Regions from separate parts of the Homo sapiens genome. Here region 2 is linked to region 1. A link is an interaction called in ENCODE POLR2A ChIA-PET data of the cell type or tissue named here. Cell type or tissue: GM12878. All regions are shown on one strand. Each heading gives the region's core, and the rest is flanking DNA. Links, peaks and the distances in the headings are about the cores only.

What was found. Peaks named below come from ENCODE experiments on the same cell type or tissue, not always from the same donor. Only the 100,000 strongest peaks of a DNase experiment are listed, where the experiment ranks them.
Region 2: POLR2A ChIA-PET joins it to region 1 with 5 read pairs; 19 of 35 experiments call an interaction of 5 or more read pairs at or near these places.

Annotation. Positions count from the first base shown.
Region 1 is chr16:68,128,044-68,130,543 of GRCh38, reverse strand. All of the region lies in intron 3 of NFATC3 (nuclear factor of activated T cells 3), which reads right to left. Among named protein-coding and RNA genes, the nearest start is that of NFATC3, 44 kb to the right of the region's middle. In GM12878, for the core only: no CTCF peak of the experiment used is centred there; no DNase peak of the experiment used is centred there.
Region 2 is chr16:68,067,176-68,076,632 of GRCh38, reverse strand. DUS2 (dihydrouridine synthase 2) reads right to left here. Exons shown (of 17, transcript NM_017803.5): 11 at 6,413-6,499; 12 at 5,525-5,693; 13 at 2,478-2,599; 14 at 1,129-1,278; 15 at 1. Among named protein-coding and RNA genes, the nearest start is that of NFATC3, 13 kb to the left of the region's middle. RefSeq lists an enhancer at 1,202-1,311. In GM12878, for the core only: a CTCF peak has its summit at 5,330; a DNase peak (open chromatin) is centred at 5,602; H3K27ac peaks cover 1,135 bases.

The DNA of each region.
Region 1 (2,500 bases), core at 1-2,500:
GAATGTACAAGGTACTCAAACAACTCAACAGCCAAAAAAACCCCAAATAATCTAAAAAGTGGGCAAAGGATCTAAAATGACATTTCTCAAAAGGAGACATACAAATGGCAAACAGGTATATAAAAAAATGCTCAACATCACTAATCATCAGGGAAATGCAAATCAAAACCACAATGAGATATAATATCACTCCGGTTAGCATGGCTACTTATCAAAATGCAAAAAAAGGAAAATTCTGGCTGGGATAAGGAGAAAAGGGAACACTGGCACACTGTTATGGAAATGTGAGTGAGTATAGCCATTACAGAAAACAGTATGGAGGTTACTCAAAAAATTAAAAACAGAACTACCATATGATCCAGCAATTCCACTACAGGGTATATATCCAAAAGAAATGAAATCAGTAGATTAAAAAGATATTTGTGCTCCTATGTTTCTTTCAGCATTATTCATAACGGCCAAGATATGGAACCAAAATAAGTGTTCGTCAGTGGATGAATGGATTTCTAAAATGTGGTATATATACACAATTGAATACTATCCCACCACAAGAAAAGAGAGAAATCAGCCAGGCCTGGCAGCTCACACCTATAATCCCAGTACTTTGGGAGGCCAAGGCAGGAGGATCACTTGAAGCCAGGAGTTTTGAGACCAGCCCGGGCAACAAATCAAGACTGTCTCCACAAATACATTAAAAAATTAGCCAGATGCAGTGGCATGCATCTGCAGTCCCAGCTACTCGGGAGGCTGAGGCAGGAGAATGCCCTGATCCTAGGAGTTTGAGACTGCAGTTAGGTATGATCATGCCACTGAATTCCAGCCTAGGTGACAGAGCAAGAGCCTAGCTCTTAAAAAAAAAAAAAAAAAAAAAAGGCGGGGAGCAGCGGGCAAGGTGGGAGGATCATTTGAGGCCAAGGGTTCAAGAACAGCCTGGGCAACATAACAAGACCTAAGATAAGCCAACATTTGAGTAATAATTAGAGTCACTTAAGTAAACAACAAAATATATGGGAAAGGAAATATATACATTTTTCTGGCATGAAGCAAGAAAGAATCTCAGATTGAAAGGGAGCATCAAAAGTACTGGGAAAGACTGATAAAGAACTGTTAACATTCAGACATACTCTGGTTAAGTCAACTATTTCAAGTATAATGAAATAATTCTTCAATCAGTAAGTTAGAAAACAAAAAGTCATTTACAAGAAGAAAATAAAAACTGCTGGTACCAGAAGTTGTAGTCTCCCCTTAACGAGAGACTCAGCTGTTTTGTCTTTGTTTTTGAGAAGTGCCTTGCTCTGTCACCCAAGCTGGAGTGCAGTGGTGTGATCATAGCTCACTGCAGCCTCAAATTCCTGGGCTCAAATGATCCTTCCACTTCAGCTTCTGAAAGAGCTGGGACTACAGGCGCATGCTACTTATTGTACTTGGCTATTTTTCAAATTTTTTGTAGAAACTGGGTTGGTCTCTGTTGCCCAGGCTGGAGTGCAGTGGCACAATCGTAGCTCACAGCAGCCTCAAACTCCCGGCTCCAGCAATCCTACTGCCTCAGCCTCTGGAGTAGCTGGGACTACAAGGGTGTGCCACAATGTCCAGCTAATTTTATTTATTTATTTGTTGCCCAGTCTCAAACTCCTGGCCTCAAGCAATCCTCTCACCTAGCATCCCAGCCCACCATGTCACCTGGATTACAGGCATGAGCTACAGCACCAGTTCTGCTTTTGTTTTTTAAAGAGACATGTTGCCCAGGCTAGAGTGCAGTGGCTATTTACAGCCACAATCATCATACACCACAGCCCTGAATTCCTGGCCTCAAGCGATCCTTAAGCCTCAGCCTCCCCAGTAGCTGGGACTACAAGCACACACCATTGTTCCTGGCTCAGTTTTTGTTTTTGTTTTTTTAATCTTTTAAAATTATTTTTTTTAATTATGTTTTTTAACGTTGTTTTTTTCTTTTGACCACAGCACATGCATCGGTTTTTTCATTAAAGGAAAACTGTGGAAACAAATCATGTACCCTCCCAAAAGACTTGTTCATTTATACACTTGTAAATAATTTGTTGATTGCTATGAAAACTAAAAGATATAGAAAACTAAGCAATAAATCTGCTTACTTTATCAAAATGAAATAAATTCATTTAACAAAAAAATATGACTCTTACAAACAAAATGACAAAATTCTTATGTTTTGTTTTCCTGGCGTTTCTTAATAACAAATCATTAAAAAAACCCATCTAAAATGTAAATCTTTATACGTAAAGAACTATAAAACATGATCAGATAATAATCATAAAGCATAGCTCATAAAAGAGATGATAATTTGTAGATTTTATTTGTTGAAAATCACTTCAGTGTAATTAGTTTTTCCACTACAGTATTCAATAAATACCATTAAGACGAGAGAAAAATATCTACACAGTTCTAAGAGATTATCATCTACAGCCATTTCTATATTTTAGTATATAAAGGCAACAAACACATTTTCAAACATGAAAGAACCCAT
Region 2 (9,457 bases), core at 4,181-6,680, 58 kb after region 1:
CCTGGGGAAAGGAAGGGAAGCAGTTGGGGTCACCCACCATCACCGCTCCCTCCCTCAGCCAGGGCACTACTCAGCTCCTGAAAGGAGCTGCAGAAATGAGAGGAACTGAGACACCGAGCTGCTGCCTTAAGGCTTCTGTACTTGCTCCCCTAGGCTCCCATTCTTGTCCTACCAGCAGCTTGGACCTGGGTTCTCCCTAAAGGGAAGATGAATTTTGGCATGCTCAAGAAATTGTAAGGGAAGGGGGAATGAACTCCCAGTACTCTGAGGTCCAGACTGGAAAAACAATGTTCAACATCCAAGAAGGAAGCTTGCCACTCAAGACAAGATTAGTAGGGAGTGGGTGGAGGTGGGCAATGGAGGTAGCCAGACAATGGTCTCGGGGATCTAGCTCAGCGCCCATCCTGATTCCGCCTGCCAAGTGTCATGATCATCTGCTGCAGCCATGGACACTTGGAATCTGGTTTCAGAGTCAGCCTGTGACAGGGTGACACAGTGACAGGGTGGGAGGGGTCATATTCCAACTTCCCAACTGGAACTCTCCCTGGCATCTGACTGCCCAACAGCTATTCCCCACCACCCTGCTCCCCCTCTCCACACCTCTGCCAGACAAGACTGGCTCCTGTCTGGTCCTGGGGACTGGAGAAAGGCTCAGATCCCAGAGGAGGGCACCATTCAAAGCTGAGTCACAATCTGAGGCGTAAGCAGCTTGAGAGAGCACCACAGAGCTGGTGAGGGGCACTGGGTGTGGGTAGGGGCTGCAGAGCCAAATGAGGGCTAGGGTCCTGCTGTTGTTTGAGGAGCTTCATGCCAGGAGCCAGTTCCTCAGGGCCTTGGAAAAGCACAGACTTTCAGGAACAGGAGACAAGTCCCCCCTGCCCTGAGTTGTGGGAGGCGGTAAATCAGGGAAAAAGTAGAGTTCAGTTATCCTTGGGACAGCCTTTCAGGGACTATCTCCCCTGAAAGCACCTTCTATGGGATGCTGAAAATTTAGAACGAGTTTCCAAACCAACAAGACCTGTGGTCCCTACGTTTGACATTAAGCACATACAGCAGCCAGTGTGCTGGCCCAGTGGGACCCCAAGGGTGCTGGCCCTAGCCCAAGCTGAGGCCAAGCTGGAGACCTACCGGTCAAACTTGACAGCCATCTTAATGACACCAGAGGTATCTTCAGCTGGCTCCCCTGTCTGCTCTGAAGTCTTGGCTGAGAGCCTGGCCTGCTGGGCATCCAGCTCCTGTGTGGTCTCCTCATAGAAGGCACCAAGGCCAAAGGCCTCACTAGGGAGGAAGAAGCAGATCAGAGCAAACACTTTAGCGGAGCCAGCATCCAGGGTACTGCAGGACCCCAGGGCCCCACCACTGAGAAACTCCTCTACCACATACACCAAAACACCACCGGGGCCTGGCCATCAGAATGTGCCCCCTGCCCAGCCCTGGGATTACTGTGGACTGGAAGATGGAAAGTGAATGTGAACCCAAGCGTGGACACTGGAGGGAGGCTGGGCTGGGTGGCAAAGGTTGTAAAGGTCACCCCCACCACCTGCAGCCTCTCTCCTGAGGGGAAGCACACAGATGGTATCCCCAGCCAGCCGTGACTGAGTTAACCAATGCTGATCAAGCACATGGGCCCATGGGAGGAAGAGACAGAGGCCTGACCACTAAGTGGTTCCCCACTTCCCGCCCAGCCACAGGCAGTTATACATGGGTCTCAGCTGACACTGAGGCACCACCCAGAGCTACAGAGTTATGTGGGGTAGGGACTGAACCAATGCCATAAGCCAAGGGTGGGAAGAGGGCTCTGGCAAAGGTTTTTCCCTTCTAGGAAACATCTTGAAGGCTGGAAGACTCAAACGAAGATAGATCCCCAATGGCAAAAGTGGTTCAGAAAGGCATCTATGTAAGAGGGAGGCTACAGATAGCTCACGTGAGAGGGAGAGAGCCTTCCAGGCAGACGACCCATTACAAGCACAGGTGTGGAGTTCTGGAAGCAGACAGGTAGACAGGGAGCTGTGGGGGCAGTGGCTAGGCCAGCTTGTGAAGGGCCTCAACTGTCAACCATCTGAGCTAGAGCTGCACCTGATCTAGAGAATCAACAGGTGGTCTCTCAAACTGCAGGGTGATGGATGTGAGTGCAGGCTCAAGGTAGAGGCTCCATGCTACAGCCCAATTCTCCTGACCACTGGTTCCTGGGGGCCTGGCCTGTGACTATCCCATTTATGGAAAATCCCCTTCCTTTGCATTCCTCTATCCTTCTAGTACCCTAGTTCCCAGAGCTCTGCTGATCCGTCCAGGGATGGGACGTTTCAAAGCTTTCAAAGAATCCCCTCCTGGGAGGCAAAGCTGTACCATCACTCCACTCCTCTACATCTACATCCAGAAGCTGTGTCCCTGGTCCCCTGGTGGAGTCAGCTTAGGGCTCAAAGTCAAACTTGGGCAATGCGTACAAGGACAGATGGACATCTTATTGTGCCTCTTACCAAATTTCCCGGGAAGACTGGGCAGCATGGAGCAACCTTCCCTGGGGCGACTCCAGCTGTTCTCGTAGCATCTGGCACAAGCAGTACTTGGTGTTGGTGTAGTGGTTGTCATACTGCACCGCCTGAGAAAAGAAATGACTTGCCTGATGCCCAGGCAGGCTCTAAGGCCTGGGCTATGCTCTGATGGCAGGGAAAGGAGCTCCAAGAAGGCACCAGAGATGTATGTGTAGCCAAGGCAATGTGACCCCCATAAGAAGAACCACCACTGGCCAGGAGCAGTGGCTCACATCTGTAATCCCAGCACTCTGAGAGGCCAATGCAGGAGGACTGCTTGAGGCTAGGAGTTCAAGAGCAGCCTGGGCAACGTAAGACTCAACTCTACAAAAATTAAAAAAAAGAAAATTATCGGCTGGGCACGGTGGCTCACGCCTGTAATCACAGCACCTTGGGAGGCCAAGGCGGGCGGATCACCTGAGGTCAGGAGTTCAAGACCAGCCTGACCAACATGGTGAAGCCCCGTCTCTACTAAAAATACAAAATTAGCTGGGCGTGGTGGCGGGTGCCTGTAATCCCAGCTACTCGGGAGGCTGAGGCAAGAGAATCGCTTGAACCCTGGAGGCGAAGGTTGCGGTGAGCCAAGATCGTGCCACTGCACTCCAGCCTGGGCGACAACAGCAAAACTCTGTCTCAAAAAAAAAAAAAAAAAGAAAAAGAAAATTAGCCAGGCATGTTGGCACACACCTGTAGCCATAGCTACTAGGGAGGCTAAGGCAAGAGGATTGCTTGCACCCAGGAGTTGTGGCTGTAGTGAGCTATGATCATGCCACTGCACTCCAGCCTGGGCAACAGACTGAGACCCTATCTAAAATTAAAAATAAAAATAAAAATAAATTAAAAAGCCACTTCGACCTTGGTCATCTACTCTTCCAGCTAGTGGTACAAAGCTTGAGGGTCACAGCCAAGGACCACGGTCAGAAACACATTCTCCTGGACAGCCTGACTGAGGTCTCGAAGTGCGGGAGCCCCTTCCTGCTTCAGCCACCACAGAGGACCTACTGCCAAGTATCTTCCAGGGAAGGGAGGGGAAACACACCAAATTCTGGCATGGCAGGTCCAGTGCCAGGAAAGGGGTGAGATTCTTCTATTCCTTCTAACCAGAATGGGCACCTTCCCTTCCCACATCTTGAATAGCCTCTAACTTCCCCCTACGTGGGTAAAACACAGCATCATTTAGTTCACATGGGTTACTCATGACTACATTTATCTATACAAGTGTGAGGTGCAACTGTCACCATCACTCCACAGACCGTGAAATGAAGGCTCAGGGAGGCAAGATGACTGACTGCCTGGGACACCCAGTGGAAGTCGGCTGGCTAGAGGTAGGGCAGGAGAGCAGTATTGGGTGAAGGTGGCCTTCCCCAGCCCTCCAGGACACCCTCCCATCCCCCACCCCCTATGCTGCTCTAGTAACTCCACGTGGGCCTATGACTTCAGTGGCTGGGAAAGTGCCACGGCACGCTCAGGACAAAGTGGGAAGTAAGTCGGGGCGCCCCGGCTGGTGGCAAGTCCTTGACTCAGCTTGTCTGGGAAGAAGGCACCTGGCTGGACCAGAAGCAGCCCTGCCTATGCTTGAAAGCCGCTCCCTTTCTCTGTGATAGCACACCCTCTTGAGGAGCTGCCAAGAGATGGCTCAGCAGGAATGATAATATCACCTTTCACCCAGTGAGCAAGCTCAGCACTGTTCAGCACGTCTTCTTGGCCAGACTTGCCAGCTGGCCAAAAAGCTGGATAGCTGACCTGGGCTGGGGCAAGCCCTCCCTTGCCATGGAGCTATCCCAGACCATTGGAGAGCTGGTGGTCACCAACTTGCCCAGCAGGACACCAGAACCAGGGAGTGAGGGCTGCAGCATTGAACAGGAAATAGGACAAAGGCTGCCCAGCTCTGGACGCAGACCTCAGGGCATCTTACCATCCTAGCTTGCACAGCCATGGAAACACTCACATACCATGGCAGCCACAGGCACTCCTAGGCAGGTATGAACCCTAGGACTGAAGAGGAGGGTGGAACTCTGCTCTGGGCAAAGACTGCACCCTCTGTTCAGACCCAATTCACTGAAGAATTTGAGGACCACTCACTGTCTCTCCCTGCAGACATGTGCAGCTGATCAGAGTCCCACAGAGTTCCAGGGTTGTGCCAAAGAGATAAGGCAAGTGAACTCTTCATTTTCTTTTATAGGGATATGCCCTTGGCACTACCATCAACCTCTCAATGAGAAGAAACTGGTTTAGAAAAGGCCATTCCCAGCCTGGGCAACATAGGGAGACCTCATCTCTATTAAAAAAATAAAAAATTAGCTGAGTGTTGTGGCACATGCCTGTAGTCCCAACTACTTGGGAGGCTGAAGCAGGAGGATCACTTGAGCCCAGGAGGTCAAGACTGCAGTGAGTCATGATTATGCCACTATGCTCACACCTGGGCAACAGAGCAAGACCCCATCTCAAAAAAAAAAAAAAAAAGCTATTCCCTAAGTAGAGGGTTATGCTTAAAGCATTCTGGAATTAGCAAGAGAAAAGTTTTAGAAATTATTTCGACTGATGAGTCAAATCAGGTGAGAAATTTCTCAATTGCTCCTCTTGGCTGTGGCTGCTCCTGAGCCAACCTATAGGCACATATGCCTTTGATGATGCAGAACCCACAGTCCACGTGCATATGCCTCTGTATGTGCAGCGTGTGAGAAAAAGAAAGATATATATCATGTGTTCGGGGTTCCAACAGCATCCTGGATCTAGAAGGTTCTTGCTATGACCTGCAAACCTCTGGAAGCTTTAGGAGATGGTAGGGGTATGCCCCCCAGCATCCTCTCTTAGCATTGCAGCTGGGGAGACCGAATAAAGCAGTGAGCTAGTGCAGCTACACTACATGAGCTAAAAAGAAAAGGAGAGGAACAGCAAGCACAGCTGGCAGCTGGGGGCTCACACAAAGTGCTCTCTGCAGGAGTGTGGTAGACAGTGAGAAATGCTTGTTTTGAAAAAGTACAGAGACGTACGTATCTGATGTATTTCTGCATGACCTCCTCCAGGGGCCGCAGACCCTCCTTGAGGAAGATAGATGGGTTCCACATGGCTGCTCGGGCCACCATCACGGAAGAGGCTGCCGTGGCTTGTCGAAAGTCCTCTATGTCCGAATACTGTTGGATGTGGTCATGAGATCCTCCGCTAAAAAGCAACCAGAGGGTTAGGGGTGTCCCCATCACGGAACCTATCAGCATTTTCAGAAAAAGTCAGCTCTCAGATCTGCCACTGATTAACAATGTGAATTTGGCCAAGTCCCTTCAGCTATCAGAGCTTCAGTAAAGTGGATATTAGAATCCATATCCCATTATGAAGTTAGGAGCACTAACTGAGATAATACATGTAGAGTGCCTGGCACTTAATAGGTAATCCAGGAAATTTACTTTCCTTGCCCCTAATCTAAAACAGTGGCTACAGCCAGCCCACATCTGGAGACATGGGTCCATAACTGGGCTACTGGGGCTACAGGAAAACCCCCAAGCTGAATGGGCCACTTATATGTTCACTGAGGGCTAAGTCAAAACCCTGGCGAGAGGAACAGACACCCTAGTGATGACAAGAGGAAGGAAGGAGGCCCAGTTAGGTCATACTTTCCCCTCCCTGCAGCCTGCTGCTCCAAGGACCCCCTGCTCTGTCTCTGTACATTTCATCAGGAGTCAGTCGGCAGCCTCAGTCCTGAGACAGGCATGCAGAGGGGAGGGTCTCAGGTGGCAGCAGAAGGAACAGGTCTGGGGTCTTGTGGAAAGCCCTGCCCTTTTCAAGCCACCCCTAAAACTTTTCACTCTAGGGAAGGCTGGGCCTGGCTACCACCCAGCCCTTAGCTCTGTGGGACACAGAGTACATGATGAAGACAGGAGGCTTACTTGGCTATGACAGGAATGGAGAGGGTATCAGCAATGGCTTTGATGACTTCACAGCTGACAGGATGCTGAGGTCGCTCCTCCCGCTTCCTTGGAGATAGAAAGATGGGGCTGAGGGCTAAGCACCAAAAGCCACGACACCACTCACACAGGGTTACCTCAGCCAAACCTTACTGTCCTCCCCACTGAACCTCAGGAAGGTCAGGTGGCCATATGGCAATCAAGGACAGGTGGCAGGAAATGGCTCTCCCTGCCCTCTGGAGAACTGTGAGGGGCAGGGGCAGCACAGATCCATGCTGAGACGGCAAGTCCAGCTCTTGGAGGCCTGCAGGGGAGGCCTGGCTGCAGGGGGGCATGGTGGGTGGCCTGGCTCCCAAGGTCATGTTGCTTTTCCCTAGCTTCCTTTTGCCTCTGCCAGAGATGAGGGACAGGGCCATAAGAGTGCTGCCCCTACTGTCCCAGTCCTGCCCTCTCCAAGGGACTGGGAACAGCTGCTGCTGCTCAGACTGGCCACTCCCACACAGCTGCCAATGCCAAAGCCAAGTTGCACAGCTGATCCTAGGGAGAGGCACCTGACACAGGGTAGGCCCCGCACCCAGGAAAGGCACGGACCATGGCTGCCACACCACGGCACAAGGGAGGCAGGACCACAACCTGGGGCCCCTCCTTCCAAAGTCAACTGCAAGTTCTTGTGCATGAGTTTTAGGGCTGCTGACGTGAGGCCTGACCTGAGCTGTGCTCAGCAACAAAGCAAGCAAGACGGTCGACCAGATAGCCCTTGTCCAGCTCTTGTCTGAGTATGTCCCCTCTGCTATACTCTTGTTCTTTTATTTTTGATATGGTGTTTCATTCTTGTTGCCCAGGCTGGAGTGCAATGGTGCAATCTCGGCTCACTGCAACCTCCACCTCCTGGGTTCAGGCAATTCTACCTCAGCCTCCCAGGTAGCTGGGATTACAGGCATGAGCTACCATGCCTAGCTAATTTTGTATTTTTTTTAGTAGAAACAGGGTTTTACCATGTTGGTCAGGCTGGTCTTGAACTCCTGACCTCATGTGATCCACCCGCCTCGGCCTCCTAAAGTGGTGGGATTCTAGGCGTTAGCCACCGCGCCCGGGCCCCTCTACTATACTCTTCAACAAAAGGGTCGAGGGCCCTGTCAACCTAGCCTCTACCTCTGTCTCCCTACATCTCCAATGGTCACTTTTAGCCCATCTCACCAGCTTTGATGGTCACAAAGGGCTTCTTCAAACTCACCCACATCTGTCTTCCGAGTGTTCCCAACTACGGGTAAAAAATAATAGCTTCCTTTATTAAGAGAATACTGGCTTGGCATGGTGGCTCACGCCTGTAATCCCTGCACTTTGGGAAGCCAAGGTGGGTGGATTATTTGAGGTTAGGAGTTTGAGACCAGCCTGGCCAACATGGTGAAACCCCATCTCTACTAAAAATACAAAAAAAAAAAAAAAAAAAGCCAGGCATGGTGGCAGGCACCTGTAATCCCAGCTACTCAGGAGGCTGAGGCAGGAGAATTGCTTGAACCCAGGAGGCGAAGGTTGCAGTGAGCCGAGATCATGCCACTGCACTCCAGCCTGGGCAACAGAGCAAGACTCCGTCTCAAAAAAAAAAAAAAAAAAAAAAGAGAGAGAAAGAATACTACATGCCAGGCACTGTGCCAAGGATTTATATTCACAATCTCATAAAAGCCCTGGGACAACCCTATAAAGTAGAAATTATCTTAATTTCTAAACAAGGAATGTTGTGCTCAGAAAGGTTAAGTGATTTCCCAAGGATATACAGCTAACAAGCAGCAGAGCCGGGATCTCAAACCAGGGAGTCTGAATCCAAAGCCTGCTGCCTTGGGAAGGCGCATATGTGTACAAGTGTGTACTCCTCCCTCCTGGCTTCAACCCAAGCAACTCTGCTTTGCTCTGCTTTGTATGAAGGGAGTTCTGGGTTCCCTTCTCTGAAAATGTTGTAAGAGCACAATCAACAACTTGGGCTCTTCCTATAAGACCCCTAAGCCCAAAGGAACATCACTCAGAGAAGAGAGGTCCCTCTGGCCCAAGTCTACTGACCTGAGATGCTGTACAAAATCACATCCTGGACACAGGGAACAAGTGTGAATGGTAAGCCAAGGGTGGCCTTCAGAACCTCAGCTCTCAGCATAGAGTACATTAGCTACAGCTAGAAGGATTGTTTAGTCATTGTGACAGCTGGCAGTCCAACAAATGCAGACAAGAGAGGCAGAGCCTTTAAAAGAATAGGTTGGGTATGGTGGCTCAAGCCTGTAATCCCAGCACTTTGAGGGGCTGAGGCAGGAGGATCACTTAAGCCCAGGAGTTTGAGACCAGCCTGGGCAACATAAGGAGATCCCGTCACTACAAAAAAATAAAAAATTAGCCAGGTGTGGTGGCATGTGCCTGTAGTTTCAGCTACTCAGGAGGCTGAGGCAGGAGGATTACTTGAGCCCAGGAGTTTGAGGCTGCAGTGAGCTATGATTGTGCCACTTCACTCCAGCCTGGGTAACAGAGCAAGACTGTCTCAAAAAACAACAACAACAATGAAAAACACATAAACAAAGCAGTCTGTCTGGGATTATTCAAGGGAGAAGTCATTGCTCAATATAATAGAAAGAAAATGAGGCTGGGCCTGGTGGCTCATGCCTGTAATCCCAGTACTTTGGGAGGCCAAGGTGGGCAGATCACCTGAGATCAGGAGTTTGAAACCAGCCTGGCCAACGTGGTGAAACCCTGTCTCTACTAAAAATATAAAAATTAGCTGGGCATGGTGGAGCGCACCTGTAATCTCAGCTACTCGGGAGGCTGAGGCAGGAGAATCACTTGAACCCGGGAGATGGAGATTGCAGTGAGCCAAGACTGCGCTACTGCACTCCAGCCTGGGTGACAGAATGACAAAGAGGAGGAGAGGAGAGGAGGGGAGAGGAGAGGGGAGGGGGGAGGGGAGGAGATGGGAAGGGAGAGGGGAGGAGATGGGAGGGGAGAGGGGAGGAGATGGGAGGGGAGAGGGGAGGAGATGGGAGGGGAGGG